Linked DNA regions of Homo sapiens: region 2 is linked to region 1. A link is an interaction called in ENCODE POLR2A ChIA-PET data of the cell type or tissue named here. Cell type or tissue: MCF 10A. All regions are shown on one strand.

What was found. ChIA-PET counts read pairs that join two places held together with the same protein. Peaks named below come from ENCODE experiments on the same cell type or tissue, not always from the same donor. Only the 100,000 strongest peaks of a DNase experiment are listed, where the experiment ranks them.
Region 2: POLR2A ChIA-PET joins it to region 1 with 5 read pairs; 7 of 35 experiments call an interaction of 5 or more read pairs at or near these places.

Annotation. Positions count from the first base shown.
Region 1 is chr2:43,073,633-43,077,632 of GRCh38, forward strand. The region is part of intron 2 of LOC107985876; the gene reads right to left. LOC124907756 (a long non-coding RNA gene) reads left to right here. Exons shown (of 2, transcript XR_007086299.1): 1 at 1-221. Among named protein-coding and RNA genes, the nearest start is that of LINC02580, 27 kb to the right of the region's middle. In MCF 10A, no CTCF peak of the experiment used is centred here; DNase peaks (open chromatin) are centred at 1,609 and 2,429.
Region 2 is chr2:43,177,249-43,181,248 of GRCh38, forward strand. No RefSeq gene overlaps it. Among named protein-coding and RNA genes, the nearest start is that of ZFP36L2, 47 kb to the right of the region's middle. RefSeq lists enhancers at 585-1,111, 1,112-1,636, 2,688-3,213 and a cis regulatory region at 1,377-2,233. In MCF 10A, no CTCF peak of the experiment used is centred here; DNase peaks (open chromatin) are centred at 1,573, 1,853 and 3,853.

The DNA.
Region 1 (4,000 bases):
TGTTCTTTGCTGGCGTGGGAAGAGCTCGGGTTTTGGAGAAGCAGCGTGGACATTGGACTGTGACCCTGAACGTTGCCTTCAACTTCTCTGAGGCTCAGCCTCCTCCTCTGAGATACGTTCCTCACGCAGCTGTTGTGAGTAGATGAAATAATGTATGTAAAGCTCCACAAGGCTTCGGCATACAGGAGAGGCTCAATGCTGCTTGTTGAATGCATGAACAGGTAAGTACATAGTGAAATGGACAGATGGAAGAATGGACAGATGGATGGATGGACAGACAACCTCTGTGGACTCCTCTTCCTTACTTGCAGAAAATCAGCCTGTGCCTCTGAATTGATTATCCCCACAATCCTCCACCCCAGCCCCCCAGTGTAGTACCCTGACATCTCACAGATGTCTCGCTTTGGGGTCCAAGTCGTGCCTCCTAGGAAAAGCCCCTCTCCTTTCCCCATCCCTCTCCCCTTAGTGCCCTTTTCCAAGCCCCTATCTAACTCCAGGGCACTCCTGTCTGGCATTAGGTCTCAAATTCAGAGCAGGGGCATATCTCAAGGCACAACCTTGACTGGTTCCCCCCAGGTCCACCTACAGTTGCTACTGACTCCAGCTCCGTTCACCTTTCTGACCAGCTTGCAGGAGCAGCCCCATCTTCAGGCTGGCTAGGACTTGTGGAGGAAAATCAGCTGAGGGAGGCACAGATCCTGCCCTCTTGGAACTTGGAGTCCAGGAGGAAAAGGAGGACACTGTTAAAAGGCGGTCACCACTGAATGTGAGAAAGCATTCCTAGCTGGCAGAATTAGGGAAGACTGCATGAAGGGGGCCACATTTGGATCTTCAAGACCTGATCCATTTGGGCATGCAGAGTTGGGGAAAAGCATTCCAAGAAGGAATAGCCTAAGCAAAGGCAGAGAGGGCCAAGTAGAAGATGGTTGTGTCTGGCAGGAGCATGGGTGAGGGGAGGTGGACCAGGAGAGCCCAGATCCATTTGGGAAAACCATTGTCCAAGACCATGAATGCCGAACTGAGGCATTAACTTGACTCCTTGAATGTCAATCCAAGCAGAAGCAGGGGCTGTAGTCTGCCTGTGGCCTCTATCCCTCTCCCCTAGGGGATCTAGTCACAACCTCTCTCTGTACCCTGCTACTGTTCTCCCAGCAGGCATCCCTGAGCTCTGGCCTGGGTGCCCAGGGAAAGGGTCATTCACTGAGCCTTCCATGATTCATGGCAGCTCAGTGGGCCATCTTTTCTGGGGCCATCTGCATTTACAAAGCAGCACAGACTCTGTCCATCACTGGTTCCAAGGAGTGAATGGAGGAAGTTCAGGCCTTACACAGGCTGTTGGGGGTATAAGGCCCGAACTTACTCCTGAGTGTTGTCTGCTGATACCTGTGTAAGGGTGAGGGGCTACTCAGCCCCAGACACATGCTGTCAGTCCTTTGGTTGTAGGCCACCCTCTCTTCCTCCTCTACTCCCTACAGCCTGCAAGTGGCAGGTCTGGCCTCTGCACTTTCCCCAGCTAATCCAAGCCACACAGAGTGCAGCCAGCCCGCCAGCGAGTCTTGTTTCACTGGAATGTTGGCATCAAACTTGAGATCGGAAATGAACTCATTATCTGATTATTTTTATTTATGAAAATATAACTGCTCTGGGAGAGGCCTTTCTAAGTGGATGAGTAATTCTCTCCCCTTCACACACACATGCTCAGACTCATATGTTTAGACACACACATACTCAGAAACTCAGATATTCAGACCTCTCTTCAGACACACACACAGGCAGCCACATGTTCCTTTATGTACACACGCATCACATGGAGATGTGTGCTCTGGGTCTAATAACACCTTTGAGGACAGGGACCTTGCCTCTTTTATTTACTGTGGAATCTCCCATGGCACATAATAGGCAACAGTAAATATTTGCAGAATGATTGAATGAATGAATGAATGTCTAAGTCATAGATGCATGCACCCACACACACATTATTACTCAGACATACACACTTACATGCATACATATATATCTGGGCTCTCTCCCTCTCTGGAATAAAGTCAGTGAATCGCTAATTCTGCAGCCTGAAGTCTTCACACCATGAACTGCATCATGAAGGTACCATCCAGGACCTTCCAGTGGAGATGCCCGTTGGCAGTTCCCAGGAGGCCAAAGCAGCATTCCCCCTGACCCACTAAGGCCTCACCAGATGCTCACAGCCATCCCAGGCCTTGCCAACCTGAGACCAAATGTGTTGGTATGGCCAAGAAAGCCTGAGAGGGTTACTAAAGGCAAATTGTTTTCCAGGAATGTTCTCTGTGTGCTGCCCCCACTCATCCATGGCTGGCTCACTGGAAGGTCCTGGCATGGGGTCTTGGATGATACCAGCCCCCAGGCTCTGTCTCTCTCTCTCTCTCCTCCAGCTCACAGCCATGACTCAGGCTATTCAAGGCCTGCAAATGTCTCCCTGGGAGGGGACTGGGCCAGAGGCATGGCTGGTGGCCAGGCAGGGGTGAAGATCCCAAGAAAGAACTGCCTGGAGGCTGATCTCAGGGCAGAGCACCCAGCAGGTCCATAATGCTGAGCCCTGACTATCTCTACATTCCTCCCCACAGAGAGGGCAGTCTTTGTGTGGTCAGAAGAACTCTGGGCTAGAGGAAGACTCACCTGAGTTGACATCCCTGCTGGCCACATACTGGCCATGTGGCTTTGGACAGGTCACTAACCTGGAGCTTCAGTTGCCTCCAGCACCTTGTGCAATTGCATCCTTCCTGCCTTGCTGCCCCAGGCCCCATGCTTTCCTGACCTTCCTACCAGGCCTTGAAGAAGAGCCCGCAACTCCCTCCGTAGCATTTCAGGCCTCTTCAAGTGGCTCTTTATGTTTCTTTCTTTGTCTGTTTTGAGACAGGGTCTCACTCTGTCACTCACGCTTGAGTGCAATGGTGTGAACATGGCTTACTGCAGCCTCCACCTCCGGGCTTAAGCGATCCTCCCACTTCAGCCTCCTGAGTGGCTGGGACTAAGGCATATGCCACCACACCCTGCTAATTTTTGTATTTTTTGTAGAGATGGGGTTTCACCATGTTGCCCAAACTGGTCTTGAACTCTTGGAGTCAAGCAATCTGCCTGCCTTGGCCTCTCAGAGTGCTGGGATTATAGGTGTGAGCCACCATGCCCGGTCTCAAGTGGCTCTTTAAAGGCATGAGCCCTCTAGGATGGGTCTTTCCATTCCTTATAGCCAACAGTATGAAAGAGCACCTGACCTTCCCAAGAAGCTGCACCTGGAACGGGGAGGGCACTGGGAGGTGGGGACAACTATTTCATTAACACTATTATGTCCCAAAGCCTGGCCAGTGAGAAGGACGGACTTGACCTCTTAAAACTCCAAGTCTCCTGGCCAGGCGTGGTAGCTCACGCCTGTAATCCCAGCACTTTGGGAGGCCAAGGTGGGCAGATCACCTGAGGTCAGGAGTTTGAGACCAGCCTGGCCAACATGGTGAAACCCCGCCTCTACTAAAAATACAAAAATTAGCCAGGCATGGTGCTGCATGCCTGTAGTCCCAGCTACTCAGGAGGCTGAGGCAGGAGAATGGTTTGAACCCTGGAGGCAGAAGTTGCAGTTAACTGAGATCACGCCATTGCACTCCAGCCTGGGAGGCAGAGAGACTCTGTCTCAAAATAAATTTTTAAGTTAAAAAAACCTCAAGCCTCCCAGGAATTCCACTCCTACTTGTCCACCCAAGAGAAATGAATGCATGTGTGCATGACTAGGTATGCACATGAATGCTTTATTCATAGTACCTCAAACTAGAACACCCAAATATCCATCAGCAGGGGAGCTAAACAAATCGTGGCATACTCATATAATGGAACACTACACAGTGATTAGAACACAACAACAAAAAGCATCTGCTACACACAACTGCATGGGTGAATCTCCCACGCATTATATTGAGTAAAATAAGCTGGACATAGACAGACTGTTTGATACCATTTGTATGAAGGTCAAGAACAG
Region 2 (4,000 bases), 100 kb after region 1:
GCCTGTAATCCCAACACTTTGGGAGGCTGAAGCAGGAGGATTGCTTGAGCCTGGAAGTTCAAGACCAGACTGAGCAACATAGAGAGATCGTAGCTGTACAAAAAATTTTTTTAATGAGCTGGGCGTGGTGGTGTGTCCCTGTAGTCTCAGCTAATCCAGAGGCTGAGGTAGGAGGATCATTTGAACCTGGGAGGTCGAGGCTGCAGTGAGCCATGATCAAGCCACTGCACTCCAGCCAGGGGCCACAAAGCAAGACCTTATCTCTACAGGAAAAAAAAAAAAAATACATAGCATTTACATTGTATTAGGTATTATAAGTAATCTAGAGATAATTTAAAGTATACCTGAGTCATTCATGCCTGCTTAGCCAAAAATAAAGTATGCAAGAAGTTAGGTGTGGGTTATTTGTAAATACTATGCCATTTTATATCACGGACTTGAGCTTCTGTGGATTTCAATATCCATGGGAGTCTTGGAACCAATCCCCCCGCCACAATACCCCTAGGATACAGAGGGAGGGACAACTGTTCACAGAGGAGCTCCCAACACTTGTTGGGTTTCCTCAACATTGCAAGGATGATAGTTTTGTCTTCTCCAATGGCCCAGGAAGCTTTTTGAGGGCAGGTACCATGTGATACTTGCCTTGTGTCCACACCCACACCACCCCCATTGTGGACCACTGGACCATTGTGGGAGCTCAGTTCTATGGACTGAGTGGTTCTGTAGACCCAACAGTGGATAGGGCCAAGACAGGGGGCCTGGGAGATTGTGGATATCATCACCCCCTGGCCCTGGTGCACTCATACTCAGTTCTTAAGACCCAGCTCTTTCTGACTCCTCCAGAAAGACTTCTCTGTCCCTCAGGCTGGGTCAGGCCCCTCAGCGTCCCACTGCACACATGGCAGATAAGTCTTGATCGATGTGCTGTGATAAAGCAGTTATCTGTGTGTACAGCTGGCTCCCCAAGAGACCGTGCCCTCCCTTCTCACTATTCTCTGGAGTCAGGCTCTGTAGCAGCCCAACATGGTTTTGATGAATGAATTAATAAATTTGCTCTGTGATCATGAGCAAATTCCCTCTGTCCTGTTCTCAACAACGGGAAGGCACTATCTTTACTAGATAAGTGAGAGGAAGGGGCCCGGAGGTGGAGGAGGCAGGGCCAGAGGAGGAATGGAGTGGCTCGTGACACCCACTGTGGGCAGATGGGATCTGTTAGGAGTGGCTTTGGCTCACTGGGGCAGGCCAGGGTGGAGAACTGTCACATACCCTGGTGTACCTCTGGCAAGGAGCTCTGGTGCCATGTGGGAATAGAAGTGCATGGTCCCTTGGCAAGGCTAACGTTTTGTTTTTAAAGAAGTCTGTGTTTCCAGCCTCTTCCTATCTAGTGACCTGGTCCCTGAGACCTGCCCACCCTCCCGGGCCATAGCACCAGCCATGCGACCTTGAACCGGTCACCACTCATCCCTGAACCTCCAAGTTCTCAGCTCTACTGACAGGGCTGCAGTGCCTTCATGGGCTGGTGCCTGCCTGGGAGGGAGCCCAGGGATAGAAGCCTGGTTCGCTGGCCACCTCCCGCTGGGGCGTTGGCCCAGGCTGCCAGGTTTCACGTTTCAGCTTTCAGAGTGTTTTCTTGTCTAGGGCACTTTCTATTTTTCAATACTTTTCCTATCACAGCCAAACAACAAAAAAGGAAATTGGTTGAGCCTTCTGAAGACCAAGGTCTGGGAGGGTGGGGGTGGGCAGAACCCACCATGGGAAAAGCTGGAGTCAGGGCTGAGGGAGGAGAGGCCTCTCCACCCGATTCCCCAGCACCCCTGCTCCCCTTCCTCCGGGGCTGACTCATTGTTTTGCAACAAACAGCCGGCAGCCAGGTCCCAGCAGTTTCTCAAGCCTGGCCCCCAGGCTGGCTGGGCTCAATCCTGGCCCTCCCAACTGCCTGGCCAGGCCCTGAACGATTGAGTTATCTCCACTCGCATCCCCTTTGTTTGGGGCGGCTACTTGCCCACTCAAGGTAAACAAATTCTGGGCCTGTGTGAAAAGAAAGGAACGGTTATCTCTGAGGCCCTCAGCGGCCTGGCTGGGGAGCAAGACTTTCAGAGGCTTCTGTCTCCAAAGAGAGGAGGGATTTCGGAGCATAGCGTCCAGAGGCCAGCTGCCTGGGTTCAAGCTCCACCTCGGCCACTGACTGCTGATGACCTTGGGCAAGTCCCTGACCTTCTGCTTCAACTTTTTTACCTGTAAAATTTGGGCACAATAATATCTATATCATAAAGTTGTTCTGAGGATTGATGAGTTCATATTTATAAAATGCTACATAAAGGATGTGAGGTTTTTTGGGGTTTTTTTGTTTTATTTTGTTTTTTGAGACCGAGTCTCGTTCTGTTGCCCAGGCTGGAGCGCAGTGGGGCAATCTTGGCTTACTGCAACCTCTGCCTCCCGGGCTCAAGCGATTCTTCTGCCTCAGACTCCTGAGTAGCTGGGACTACAGTCACACACCTCACACACCACCACGCCCAGCTAATTTTTATATTTTTAGTAGAGACAGGGTTTCTCCTTGTTGGCCAGGGTCGTCTCGAACTCCTGACCCCAGGTGATCCACCCGCCTCAGCCTCCCAAAGTGCTGGGATTAGAGGTGTAAGCCACCGCACCCGGCCTGATGTGAGTTTTTTAAAAAGCTACGTACAAGAGATGTTAAATGGGGGAAAAGGTGGGGGGTCCACAGGTAACATTAAATAAACTCAACACCCAAGGCCAGGCTCAGAGGGATTTTCCAGTGCCCCCTCCTCCACCCCACACCTGCTCCCACCCCCACCCCCTCCCCAGCAGGCCAGGCTCCTCCACTCTGCATCCCTGAGCCAGGGCATCGAACGGCCCAGCGGGGTCGGTACCGAGGCCCTAAGCTCCTTTTCAAATGGAAGCCGTACAGGGGAAATCCTCCAGGGAGGTAGGCGCCAGCCTGGGAGGATCTGGCCACCTGAGGACTTACTCAGAGAGGCTTTGGGGTTTGCATCCAGAGCTTTTGGAATTTCAAAAAGATGTCCCCACAGACGATGGGCCTGCAGGGGTGAAATGATGGAGGGAGGGTGGCCATGTCACCACCTCTCACCCACGGTGGGCTCTGTCCTACCATTTTCTTGTCTGGACTGATTTTTCCAAATAGCTGATTTCTCAGGCTCCAGATTCCAATCTGGTCCTGACACTTACTAGCTGGGAGACTTTGAGCGAGCTACTTTCTTTCTCTCAAGCTCCGTTTCCTTGTCTGTAGCAGGACATATTAATCCCTGCCTTGCATGGTGGGCAGGGTAGTAGATGAGGCAGCACAGGCCAAGCTCTTTGTGTGGGGCCTGGGTGTGAGGCCAGGGTTCCATTTGTGGTGTCCTCTCCCTCTCCCCCACCCCCACCCTTGTCTCCACCCCAGCTCCATCCCTAAGCCACACTATGGCCTTGAATAGCTCCTGTCTCAGCTTTTGTGCTGAGTGCCTGAGAATCTCCGTACCCCTAATCTGACTCCATTTGGTTGCCCCCACCCCACTCTAGCTCCAGCATCCTTTCTGGTGAGTCTAAGCACCTGGGGTCTGGATCCTCAGCCTCTCCCTTCCTGGTTCTCCCAAGGGTGCCAATATTGCATGAAGCTAACAGAGTGTACTTGAGAGCCCAAGAGATTGGGGTGACATCTAGGCTCCTCCACTCACTGGCAGCGAGACCCTAGCACAAGCCATGGGTCCTCCCCAAGCCTCTGTCACTCACTCATTTATTCAGCACATGTCTCTGAGCACCTGCTCTGTGCCTGACATTACGCTGGGTGCCGCAGGTACAATGGTGAACGACACAGACCCAATCCCTGCCCTGGGAGAGTGAATCATCTAGCAACGGAGACAAATATTCAATACACACCCAACGCATAGTTAGTGAGTATTGCAGAGAGTGAAGGGTGCGATGGGATCAGATTTCCCAGCGGGCCCAAGAGAGGGTATCCCTAAAGCTTACACCAGCAACTGAA